Regions from separate parts of the Homo sapiens genome. Here region 2 is linked to region 1. Evidence: chromatin contacts called from ENCODE Hi-C or POLR2A ChIA-PET data. All regions are on one chromosome and are shown on one strand. Each heading gives the region's core, a stretch centred on a gene start or an enhancer-like site at or near the end of the contact. The rest is flanking DNA. Distances are from core to core; before and after follow the strand shown. Region 1 has its middle 7.9 kb from the start of LINC01341. Region 2 has its middle 8.3 kb from the start of MIR3916.

What was found. Hi-C counts contacts between places; a loop is a spot of excess contacts on that map. ChIA-PET counts read pairs that join two places held with the same protein, here RNA polymerase II (POLR2A). Pooled maps may share reads with other maps.
Region 2: a loop to region 1 is called in a pooled map, with 3 times the contacts of the local background. The contact joins two enhancer-like sites. A Hi-C loop is called at or near these places in 2 of 37 single-sample maps with no recorded cell type and 6 of 50 pooled maps. POLR2A ChIA-PET finds 5 or more read pairs at or near these places in 1 of 52 experiments (BJ).

What each region holds. Positions count from the first base shown.
Region 1 is chr1:246,778,559-246,784,954 of GRCh38, reverse strand. It overlaps the pseudogene KIF28P. Among named protein-coding and RNA genes, the nearest start is that of LINC01341, 7.9 kb to the left of the region's middle. RefSeq lists an enhancer at 2,092-2,211. Within about 2 kb of position 2,339, at least 7 of the 41 ENCODE cell types and tissues checked have a DNase peak (open chromatin) inside an H3K27ac peak, as active enhancers do.
Region 2 is chr1:247,207,134-247,213,529 of GRCh38, reverse strand. No RefSeq gene overlaps it. Among named protein-coding and RNA genes, the nearest start is that of MIR3916, 8.3 kb to the right of the region's middle. RefSeq lists silencers at 2,472-2,731, 2,872-3,081 and an enhancer at 2,566-3,065. Within about 2 kb of position 3,094, at least 35 of the 41 ENCODE cell types and tissues checked have a DNase peak (open chromatin) inside an H3K27ac peak, as active enhancers do.

The sequences.
Region 1 (6,396 bases), core at 1,090-3,589:
TTCTGCTCATCTGCTCATCGCCCGAAAATTGCCAAAATGTTCTGGGCCGAGACCGATTTTTGTAAAGCTTTTAAAAATTGTGAAATGAGCTAAGACTATAAGCATGTGTGTGCGTCCCATGTGGTCAGCACCTGTGCACTGCATCCACCACCCCGTCCACGGGGTTTCGCCCTCCAGGTGCTGGGGCTGCCAAGATGCTGCCCCAGGGAGGAAACCAAGCAAGGATCCTCCTGGAGCCCAGCTCCTCAGAGACCGGCCCCTTTCCTGCAGGTCTGTGTGATGCAGACAGGGTCTCCCGTGAGACCCTCACCCTAGGGAGTCAGCATGGACTTCTCTGCCATGTTCCGTGAGGCCTTGGAGGGGACCCCTCAGTGTGTTTGTACTTTGCATTTTTCTTTTTTTTCCAGCAAAGGCCACTGGGGCAAAGTGGCTCTGGTGCCCCGATATTCCACGTGCCTCTTTCGGGCCAGGCTTTCCCCTAGAATTTGGCTTGGCAGTTTCCTGTCTTGTCAGACCTTGTTTTAAGAAAATTTGTAATTCTAAAAAACCATTTTCCATGCTATTCTATTTTGTATTATAGTCCAAGGTAGTTCGAAAAATAGCCTTTTAAACTGTTGCTAACAGAAGGGTTATTGAGTGCACACGAAGACACTCATGAGCACCTGCCTGTCATTACCAGAAACAGAACAGGAGACGGTGTTCTCACACTTATCATTGGGAGAATTGTATGGGAGGGCTGAGGGCCTGGATTCATGCCCTCATTTTCCTTCAGCCCAGCATCCTGTCACTGGGACAGGTAGCTGTCTGATAGGACTGCTTCTGCTTAAACATACCAGGTTCTCTTTTAAGGGGGTCGTACAGTTTGTTTTTTTTTTTTTCTATTTTTTTTCTCATGAAGATATGAATCTTACCAATCTGTCTTCCTCAAGACTGTCCATTTTTACATTAAAACAGTAAGATTAGGCCCAGCACGGTAGTTCGCATCTGTAATCCCAGGATTTGGGGAGGCCGAGGTGGGTGGATGGCTTGAGCTCAGGAGTTTGAGACCAGCTTGGGCAACATGGTGAAACCCCGTCTCTACAAAAAATACAAAATTAGCTGAGTATGGTGGTGAGCACCTGTAGTCCCTGCTACTGGGGAGGCTGAGGTAGGAGAATCACCTGAGCCTGAGGAGGTCGAGGCTACAGTGAGCCGTGATCACACCACTATTCTCCAGCCTGGGCGACAGACAGAGACCCTGTCTCAAAAAAACAAGTAAGCTTAGTGCCAGTGACCTGTCTTCAGATGAAGCCCTGCTTTCCTCAGGAGGCTTCTGGGAGGCTGCAGCCTGAGAGTCTCCTGTGACATGGTATGTAGATGGAGGCTTCTGGAAGGCTGTAGTCTGAGGGTCTCTTGTGACATGGTGTGTAGATGGAGGCTTCTGGAAGGCTGCGGTCTGAGGGTCTCCTGTGACATGGTATGTAGATGGAGGCTTCTGGAAGGCTGTAGTGTGAGGGTCTCTTGTGACACGGTGTGTAGATGGAGGCTTCTGGAAGGCTGTGGTCTGGGGGTCTCTTGTGACACGGTGTGTAGATGGAGGCTTCTGGAAGGCTGTGGTCTGGGGGTCTCTTGTGACACGGTGTGTAGATGGAGGCTTCTGGAAGGCTGTGGTCTGGGGGTCTCTTGTGACACGGTGTGTAGATGGAGGCTTCTGGAAGGCTGTGGTCTGGGGGTCTCTTGTGACACGGTGTGTAGATGGAGGCTTCTGGAAGGCTGTGGTCTGGGGGTCTCTTGTGACACGGTGTGTAGATGGAGGCTTCTGGAAGGCTGTGGTCTGGGGGTCTCTTGTGACACGGTGTGTAGATGGAGGCTTCTGGAAGGCTGTGGCCTGGGGGTCTCTCTTGTGACACGGTGTGTAGATGGAGGCTTCTGGAAGGCTGTGGTCTGGGGGTCTCTTGTGACAGGGTGTGTAGATGGAGACGTCTGGAAGGCTGTGGTCTGGGGGTCTCTTGTGACAGGGTGTGTAGATGTTGGCAGTGCATGTGAGACAGGCACTTCCGAAGACTAGAAGAGCAGCAGAGACAGCTGTGGGTCCCAGCTAGAAACACGAATGCTACTTTGCGGTTGATCTTGTATGTGTTTACCTATCCTCCCTGCTGACCGTGTGGACGGTGACTGCTGCTGCAGCTCTCAGGGAGGACGCAGTGTTGTGCAGCTGTTGGGAGTCACATATCATAGACAAGCTCACGAGCAAACCAGGGCTGTGTGAGGGTTGGGGAGGGTTTTTTGACCTGGAAATGCTGCCAGCTTGCGGTTACCTTTCAGCAGTATTCACCCAACAGCTGTTGGCTCTGGTGAGCAGCACATCCTGCCAGGGAACTCTGAGCCAGGCCTGCAGAGCCCACCCGGGAGCAGGCGGGAGTCAGCATGGGCTCGCAGCCTATCCTGGAGCCTCGCCGACCTGTTTCCTCCTCAGGCCAAGGATGACATGCAATTTTAACTGACACCAGGCCTGTGGTCTGATATCCAGAGGTAATGAGGCAGTGAATTCATTTATTATTTAGATTCCCATGATCTTAGTTCCCTAAAGTCTTTAAGAAAAAAACAGAATAAGCCGGTGCAGGCGCACGCCTGCAGTCCAGCTACTCAGAGGCTGAAGCAGGAGGCCCGCCTGAGCCCAGGAGTTCAAGGCTGCAGTGAGCTAAGATTGAGCCACTGCATTCCAGCCTGGGTGACACAGCAAGATCACATGTCTTAAAAAGAAAAGAAAAACACAAACAGAAAAACCACAATGACTAGAACTCCTGTTGTTCCCTGCTGCCCCCATATTTTTTTTTTTTTTGAGATGGAGTCTTGCTCTGTCACCCAGGCTGGAGTGCAGTGGCGCGATCTTGGCTCCCTGCAAGCTCCATCTCCTGGGTTAAAGCGTTCTCCTGCCTCAGCCTCCCAAGTAGCTGGGACTACAGGTGCCCGCCAGCACTCCCGGCTAATTTTTTGTATTTTTGGTAGAGACGGGGTTTCACTGTTAGCCAGGCTGGTCTCGATCTCCTGACCTCGTGATCCGCCCGCCTCGGCCTCCCACAGTGCTGGGATTACAGCCGTGAGCCACCGCGCCCGCCCCCCCACATTCTTATTTAATGGTGGTGCCGCCTCTAGGAGAGCACTACGGTTCTTCACTTTGAGGCCAACAAAGATGGAATCTGTTTTCAGAGTCCTGAGAATGTCCTTTTTATGAAGAGACATCATACATGGAACGACTTGTCTGCTGATTTTTGCTTTTGCTTTTCCAGTTGCTCAGAAAAGGAGTTGCTAGTTTTACCTGATATTTATGGTCTAAAAACGACCTACCTGGAATCCCTCTGGAATCCCTCCTCCTGTGGCTTCAGGTTTGTTTCCTCTCCAGAGCCAGTGCTGACAGAGGCCCTGTCCTCACCCAGTGAGGAGGAAGACAGCGGCAGGCTGTTGTCCTGGATCTGCTGTGCACTGGGTGTGGACCCCTGAACAAGGAAGGACGCCTGCTTGGGTCTCTACAGAATGGAGCTCAGAATGCCTGCCATGCTGGGCTGGGAAGGCTGTGGGGAGTGTCTCCTGTGCTTGTGGATGTGTGCCCGTGTGCACTCCAGTCATGGCGGGGGAGCCACTTCTCAGCTCTTCTCCAGACTAACTACCCCCGCATCATCTTCCATGGCTGCTGTTCATGAATGACCAGGCTCATTAAATGACCCAAACTTACTACCTTATCGTTCTACACGTGAGAAGTCCAAATTGGGTCTCATTGGGCTAAAAGCAGGGTGTCGACAGAGCGGTACTGCTTTCTGGGCCTGAGGAAGAGAATCTGTTTCCCGGCCCCTTCCAGCTTTTAGAGGCCACCTCCCTCCATCTTCAAAGCCGCCACATAACCTCTCTCTGACCCCGCAGGCATTATCCTATCTCTGACCCTCTCTTCTGCTTCTCTCGGCCATATTGAAGACCCTTGTGATTTCATTGGGGCCACCTGGATACTCCAGGCTAATCTCCGTATTTTAAGGTCAGTTGATGACAAACCTTAATTTCCGTTTGCCATGCAAAGTAATATATTCACAGGTTCTGGGGATTAGCACATGGGCATCTTTGAGGACCATTCTGACACCATAAGCCCCAAACCTTCTCCCCTGAGAGGATCTGTTTTCTAACCCCTTCATCATCTCCTCTAAATCGTTTCCTAGGCTCAAGCAATGGGGAAGTAACAGGTCCAGGAATTAATACGATATTCTTGATGTCAGCAAAGCTAGGTGTGGAGAAAGTGGGATGTGGTCATGCGTACCGCAAACCCAGTCAATGAAGGGAGCATGCTGGGAAAATCAGAGTGATGAATTGTGAGAGCAGCAGATGAATCAAATACTGGTGACCTACCTCTGTGTTTCCAGGTGTGGATATGGTCAAAAGCCAAGTTCATCAATAGGAAATTCCTAATGCAGGAACTTTACCAGCGCTTTCTAGATGGAGATCACGGCCCTGTGGCTCGAGATGACGACCCTTTCTGGGATCCTGTCGAGGTCGTCCGCTTGGGCTCAGCTCACATCTGGCTCCAGTCGCTGGCCTACTGCATGAAGCTGGAGGAGCAAGTGGAGTTTCTGAACTGTGATGGGCTGGAGGAGGCGGTGCTGCATACCTGCATAGCACCCTGCTCCCCAACAGGACAGTGAGTGTCTCCTTCTCCCCCCTGCCTACTTCTGGGTCAGTCACACACATAAAATCCAGAGCAGGCCTGAGTTCTCCTGACGGGGTGGTCAACTTGGTACCCTGAACAGGTCATTCATAAGACAAATGAAAGAGCTCATTCATTCACCATTTGGCCTCAACGAATGTGATTTTTGCTGTCCCCTGGGGGACCTGAGGAATGAGGAGGACATCTGGCAGAGGCAGGTATAGTGGAAGGAACCTTGGACAAAACCGAAAGAGCTGGGTGGGTTCCAAACAATGGACCCTCAGGAGAGAAGCCAAGTGGGTTGCAGCGCCTCCCCAGCCACACTCCCCTCCTGGCCCTGTGGGCCTGGCATGTGCCGCGTGGGACGCTTTCCCATGCTGAGGGCCCAACCTGCTTCAAGAGCCAGAAGCAGAAGCTGATTTTCCAGCTCAGCCCTTTTCTCGAGGTAAGGACGGTGAAGCCTGACCTCATTCTGTGCTGTCACCTGACCTTTCTGTGGGCACAGGCTTTGTTTTGAGCTATTGGCTCTGTCCTAAACGTTGCCTCGTTACCCTCAACTGTCCTCTCTGGATACTCATCTGTCACAGGCAGTTTTTACAAAGCAAAAGTCTTTTAGCAACCCTAAGCCAAGAGGCTGGCGGTGGCCTGGTCTGGGTGCCAAGGCACTCAGTGCAACCTTTCCATCTTTCTGAAGAATCAGCTCAAGAAGGGAACCTCAACGTTCCGTGACCAAGAAACCAAGCTGCCCAACAACTCACTGCCTTTACTCTGATCACTTGGCTACCTCGAGCTTCTGGGCTGCCCAGCAAGTTGTATTTCTTGTTGCAAATTAATGAATTTAATTTGAAAGGTTTCAGACTTTGTGAGCCTGGTTGATAGGACAGCAGTCCCTTGTTGGAAAGCTGTCCGAGTCCGTTTCTGAGCTTGCAGAAACGGGGTTCTCTCTAGACTATAAAGAAACAAAGGAAAAGGAAAATGACAACCTGAGAGGCTGCATCTGGGCAGCCGCTGCTTTCCCACTCTGTTCCACTGGGGACCTGCCTAAATCTTCAATGCAAGTTTAGCATCCACATCTGTGTGCATCCATTGCATGACGCTGTTTATCTTCCTTTTTCCTCCAGGCAGGGAGATCCTTGAGAAGGCCTGATCTTACTTTGACGTGCCAGGGTAACGGGCTCTTGTTCAACATGTCTCTTGAATGCATGAATGAACTCTACTGATCCTGTCTACAGTGAAATTAGCTCTCTCTTAAGGATTCTATTTAACCCCCTTAACATCACAATCTTAACTTGCTTGGACCCAGCCTAACCCGAGGTCAATGTTGACCTCTTCTGTTTGTAGAACGCATGGCGAGGAGGATGTGGTTATTGACCCTTTGGAGCTGCTGGGCAAGAGGATGGATTTTCAGATTCACATTGTCCGGTGCCTTGGCGTCAACTGGATGAAGGAAGATGCAAAGCGGGGCACTCAGATAGGGTACCAGCCTGCACCGCGGAACAGAGCCACACACGCCACCTGCCGTGTGGACCCTGTGGGGGGCAGTCCAGTCTTTCTTCAAGTTTTAAAAATGAGCTTATCATAAAGTTTTCTTAAGTTTCTCTGTTTAACTTTAAGATGACTATTTCCTCCTCTATTTAATAGAGGAACTTTCTCTGTTTAACTTTAAGATGACTATTTTCCCTCATAGTTTCTCTAACTTTGAGATGACTATTTCCCAACTATTTAATAGA
Region 2 (6,396 bases), core at 1,845-4,344, 430 kb before region 1:
TAAATGTGAAATGTAAAATCTGAAACTTCTAGGAGATAAGACAACAGAAACTAGGACACCTTGGGTTTGACAACAAGGTTTCAGATGCAACACCAAAAGCATGAGTCATAAATGACAAAATTGATGAATTGGACTTTAATCTTGTTTTGCAAAAGATACTGTTAAGACAATGAAAAGACAAGCTGCTGAATGAAACGAAATAATTGCAAAAGACATAGCTGATAAAGAACTGTTAGTGAAAATATATAAAGAAGTCTGAACAACCCAGATGCCAGTCACAAGCCCTGTGGGACCATCTACACTTCTGAGCTACTGCCTATAAATTGGCCCTGTTAAAAATCTAAGGAAAACTTTAAGACATACTCAGATATTTTGCTAAATTGCAGCAGGAGAAAATGTCTTATCAGCAGACCTATCTTTATGTCACTTGCTTTCAGAATAAGAGGCTATTTCAGGCACAGCAGTTTTAGTCTGTGTTAAAATCATAAGCAGCCTAAAAATACCCAAAAATGATGAAAAGAATTTGCAGATATATGGAATACATTTTATGTTTTCAAAGTCTCCTATGATGAAAAATAAATAATGTGTTGTTTGGCTTTGATTTCCTAAACTCATTCCTCAGCTATTTTCCTAAATATTCCATATCCTTCCAACATGCTTCTGCAGTTTCTTGAGGGATGTTATGCCAATGATAAACAGTACCATATGGGCACAAATATCAAAAGAATTCTGCTTCAACAGCAGAAGTATAACTCTCCAGAACCTTGAAGACCCAGGGCAGTTGCATGAGTAGTATGGTCTATGGAGGTACACAGGCTTTGGAGTTACAGTTGATTCTGTATCCCAATCCAGCTGCTTAGTAGCTGTGGGGTTTTGGAAGTTTCTTGACTAGGAACACTTATATAAACCTCATCTGCAAGAAAAGGCATAATGATACTGATTGCAAATATTCTTCATTCCTCCCTGTATACATGTCCTTTGCAAAGTGCTTTTATAGCTGCTCCCTTCAAGAGGCAAAATCTGTATTTCAAAATGTTTAGAGTCTTATTTGCTCTGGTCAACAGAAAACTGAACATATAACAGTGTGCTAGTCTGGGACCTAGGTTCAAAACTTGAGTGCTTTTGTTTTTCTTTCAGAATCCTGTTATCTCTATGATAATAAGCACACATTAACTTGCTGGGGAACGAGATACCACACGGAGAAGAACGAAGGTGCCCCAGTTGACAGGCAACTCACCCCTAGAAACAGCTGCAATCAGCATCTGCCCACACATGTCTGAAGGATCCCAGCTGAGACCAAAAGAATTGCCCAGCTGAGTTTAGCTTAAATTGCTGACCAGCCGAATCATGAGCTAGTAAGTTTCGGTGGTTTGTTATGCATCACTAACTAACTAACACACACACCCATTACAGACAGGATGTCAGAATTCAATGAGAGACTGATTACTAGTTACCTGCAAACAGTAGGCACCCTATAGGTATTGATTTTCTTTTCCCTTTATTTAAATTTGGATCTCTTGTTAGACGGTGGTGAGTTATGTAGAGATACATGTAGATGTGTACACGTGATTGGTGCATAAACTCACCCAGTCTCCCACACCATAGGAGGAAAAAGACAACCAATAGCCTGTTTATTAGCGCCAAGGCCAAATACCAATATCAGAAGTTTGTTTAATCTATTTTCTGTATATCTAAACTTTGGAAGTCAAAGCTGTGGAAGACCTGAAGACTGGGGATTAGGTCCTCCTGGGGGCTCCATTGTTCTTTTTTTGACTGTCTGATTTTTGGGAGGAAGATGGACAGCAGGCGGGGCAGCAATGGTCTACCTGTGGACACTCTCTTTTTGCAGCCCTTGCTCTCTCTAGGGCCCTGTCCCTTCAGCCTTTGGCCTGGGGAGAGACGTTGATAAGGAGGACCGATCTTTCACTGCTGGAAGGAAATGAGGGTTCAGACCGTTCACCTCCCTCAGAGCTGCACGGCAGTGTGACAGCCACTGGCCATGTGTGAGTACTGAGGGCCTGGAATGTGGCTGAACAGAGACGTGCTGGGAAGGTGAAATACAGAGTGAGTTTCACAGATTGACTACCGAAAATTATATAGTTCATTAATATATTGATGAATATTGAGATATTGATCATACATTGAAATGATAATATTTTGAATATATTGGGTTAAATAAATTATTACAATCAGTTTCACCTGTTACTTTTAATGTTTAAAAGGTGGCTACTAGGAAATTTAAAATTCACACGTGGCTTACATTTTATTTCTTAAAGGATTGCCTCCCTTTTTGAAATTTCAGGCTGCCTGATCAAACTACCAGAGGCCAGAAAGGTCATAAAATCTGAAATGTTAAAATCATTGCCATTATATTGTTTTCATTTGTGAATAACATATATATATTATTTATAAATGGATATAACCTTATACAAAAGGTTAAATGAAAATGCCCCCTGGGCTGGGCCAGGCCCAGCGCAAGCAGGAAGCCCTGCATGAAAAGGCTGCAGCCAAGAACCTGTCACTTTGTCGCCCTCAGCCCAGCGTCCGATCACATCCTCCGTCACTCAGGGACTGAGGGGGCGGGGCCTGGAGCCCTATCCAATCAGGGGCGCTGACGTAGGAACCGTCCAATCGGGCGTGCAGCCGGACAGAAGGGCGCGGCTTCCGGGATCTGGCGGGGCCTTCGTCTCTCCTGCCAGCCTCAGCTGGGTCGTCTTCTGTGCTCGGCGTGCTTTGCTCGGGGAAGCTCAGGTGGCCGCCACAGCCTCTTGCCCTCTGACCTGCAGGTATCAGGAGATCCATAGCTAAGCAGCCTGGACACCCGGGAAGCTGGGAAATGGTGAGTATGTGGGCGGGGTCCCGAGGTGGGCAGGGGGCTGATGGAAACGGGCTGGAACTGGCTGTGGCGGCCCCAGGCCTCCCCACAGCTGCCTCCGGAGTCTGCAGACCCGAGACCCCGCTGGACCCGCCCGGCCCTCAGCTTCCCCTGGCCTCAGGATGTGGGCTGGGCCGCCAGCCTCACCCGGCGTCCGGTCCGCTTCTGCGCTCGACTTCCGCCCGGCGCGTCCCCTCGCTGGCAGCTGTGCGGTGGCGACGGCAGGGGCCTGGGGGAGAGCCCCGACCCAGGAGGAGCCACTGCGTGGGAGGAGCTGTGGGCTGTGGGGTCCCAGGCCCTCCTTTCTCCTGGTAAAAATGAAAAGGGAATCAAGGTTTAAACGTTAAAGAGATTATTTGAGCAAAGAGCTGTTCATCAATGCAGAGCGCCCAGTCATGGTTTGTGGGTGCTTGGAGCAAAGGCTTTTGTAAGGGGCATAAGGAAGCGAACCAAATTCAGAACTTGGTTACAGTTACAGTTGTGGAGTCGCCTTATGTGGACTGTCCAGGTGGAAATTTCCTGGTTATTTAATGAGAGGTTAATTGGAGGTTTGTGGTTGGTTCAGGCTGAAAATCGTTTCTTCCTAAGGTAGTAATTTACAAGACATGTATTTCAGTTAGATTTTTTTCCTTAGGAACCGATGGTCCTAGTGCTACTTCAGTCTAATTGATTGCTAGTTAATTATTTTAAACACTCCAGAGGGGGACTGGTTTTCCACTGCGTTTCCAAATGTGTGGCAAGCACGGTCTCACATCCACCATCCTGTCCCCCCAGCCTGTGTGTCCTTTATTGTACATTTCACACACAGTGTTTTCATCATTTTTTCACAGAGCATTGGATGGCACTTTTTTTAGACATCTGTTTTCTGTTTGTAAACATTTTATGTGAGCAGAGAAGAATCACCTGACACACTGCTTTAAAAAAAATCTTTGTGTCTCTTCTTTTATCTTCCCCAGGCACAGACACCTTATCGGAATGTCTTTGGTTTGAGGTTCTGCTTTGGAAATTTTACAAGGTCATGTGTCCTCAGCCACCCTCCAGTCTTTTTCTGTGCCTGGGTTTCATAATTGTCTGGGGGTGACCCATCTCAAGGCATGTTTAGTGAACATTAGCACGTTGTTCCTTTCCTCCCAGAGGACAGCCTCAGTGATGGAGGTGGAGCCTCTTAAGGGAGCAGATGGATGCCCTGGGGCTGAGAGGAAGCTGGTCCTACCCTTCATTTACAAAGCTAACCCCTTAGGACATGCAGATTGTCTTCACCCAACTCCAGCGTCTGTTCCTTGGGGACACATTGCTGGTCAGCCAGTTGGATGCTGATATTGAGAAGAAAAAACAGAAATGATTTCTGACATCTGGATTCTCTCAGACTTGTGAAGGGGGAAAAACTGTTCCAAAGGACAAGGAAGACCCACTGCAGTGAGGGGGCGCGAGAATCTGCAAAGTCAAGCCACTTGGGGCACCCAGTGGGGCACAGTGTGGTGGCTCCTGGGCAAGGCGGGAAGGTGGTCAGTGAGCAGTATGGAAACAGAGGAAGGTCCCAAGTGATAGGACGGCCTGACTTGGCACTTGAGTCAGATTTGTCTGTGTTCCAATCAGCATTGCCACTTCCTGGGTTTTACACCTTGAAACATTTTTTTCACTTAATTCAACCTTAGTTTTTTATTAACTGTCAATTGCATTTTAACAGTAGAGTTTCAAAGGTAAGAAAATGTTTAAGAGGTGGATTTCAGAAAAGACATTACATATATAGTCAAATATTCACTTGTTAAAAATTCTGATTTACCTTTTTCTTCCCTAGAGTATAGTAAGTTTGTCAGGCCTGTTCCTTTTTAGGGGTGATTTTAAACAGAATCCCAGGGCGTAGCTGTGGGAATGCTACCAGGGAAAGTAATAGGGAAAATCCTCTTCCAGTATGGCTATAGGAAATGAATACATTTCCACAAAAAAAGTAGTAGATTAATTGGTGAATTACATTGCTTCATCAAAATATTAGTTCCTCTTTTTTGCAGGGTAGAGGACTTGTGGAGTTGATATCTCTATTATCTAGATGTCTGAGTTTAATACTGAATTTTACAAGATGGGACTTGGCATCTCCTAGATATGTTCATATGTGATTGTTTACTGAATGATTTGAATTACGGAAATAATGTGACATGTTTATTGTCTGAAACTGATAGAGAGTTTTGCTTTTTCTATTGAGGTATACAATGTAAGTGCCTTATAATTTTATTCTCTTAAATAAACACTGTGTTTGAGTGATTTTGCTGGATTCTTCAAACACTGAGCATTTTCTCATTTACAACTAAGTGAATAACCCTGACTGGGAAATAGAAGTCGGAGCCCAGTGACTCTAAGCCAAGGCCAATCTTGAGCCTGCAAAACAAGGTCATTGAAGACCCGGTTAGTTCTTACTGGGGAGCCTCCCCTGCAGGTGTCCCAGCCTGCACACCCCAACATGAAAGGAGCACTTTATACTGAGAGGAGCTATAGAGCCCTAGAGAGCTGGGATCCACAGGCAGATGCTGTTGGGGTCGGAGTCTGGAGGCTCTTTCTGAGGATGGAATTGTTATTGTTCTGGGGCTGTTTCTAGACTTTGTCAAATAAAACAAATTCACATTTAGATAAGAAGTTACTTACTTCAAAGGAGTATTACAACAGAGGGAAAGCACCAACTATATCTTCCAGGATCTCAAAGTTTAGGCAGACAAGGGCTTTCTTTCGTTTGGAGGAACAAACCAGAGTAGAAAGGTGAGAGTGAGAGGACAAGATGCAGGGTGGCAAATCAGATCCTAGATTAGAGAAAGTTTGACTCCCAAATCAGCCTGTTCTTAGGAGGGGCATAAATAGGAGTTGTATGTTAGCTCAAGCAAAGGGTGGGACAAATTCATGGGCCTAGGAGAAGGAGAGAATCTTAAGCAGTTTTGTTAATAAGTATTTTGTTCTAACAACTGAAGACAAAATTATTCAGCTGACTGTTTATAGGGGGAAAATGGGAATTTGAGAGTCTGTGCCTGGCTTTGTGATAGGTATAAGAAGGAGCTTCATCTAAGTTAGAGGGGTGTTGCTTTTTATTAAGCTGTTCTTGGAGAACACAGAGCTGAAGGATTTCATTAATCACAGCTATTTACCTGCTCCATCTTCCCCCACCACTTTCCATTGCCATATTCAGCTCTTCCATTTGACTGTTCCTGAGTTGTATCTTTTACAATAAACTGGTAAACATAAGTACAGTGCTTTGCTGAGTTCTGCGAATAGCTGTATCAAATTATTGAACTTGAGGAGTGGGTGATGGGAGTTTCTGATCTATAGGCAGTAGCCCAGAAGTATTGCTGGGCCCCCGGGGACGTGTGACTGGCCCCTGCCTTGGGGGCAGTGTTGTGGGACTGAGTCCTGAACCTGTGGGTCCTGTACCAACTTTTTTTTGGGTGGTGTCAGAACTGAGTTGCTCCAGCACCCTGTTGGTGTTGGAGAATTGGTTGGTGTTCAGCAAACTCCACACATTTGGTGTCAGAAAAAAAAGA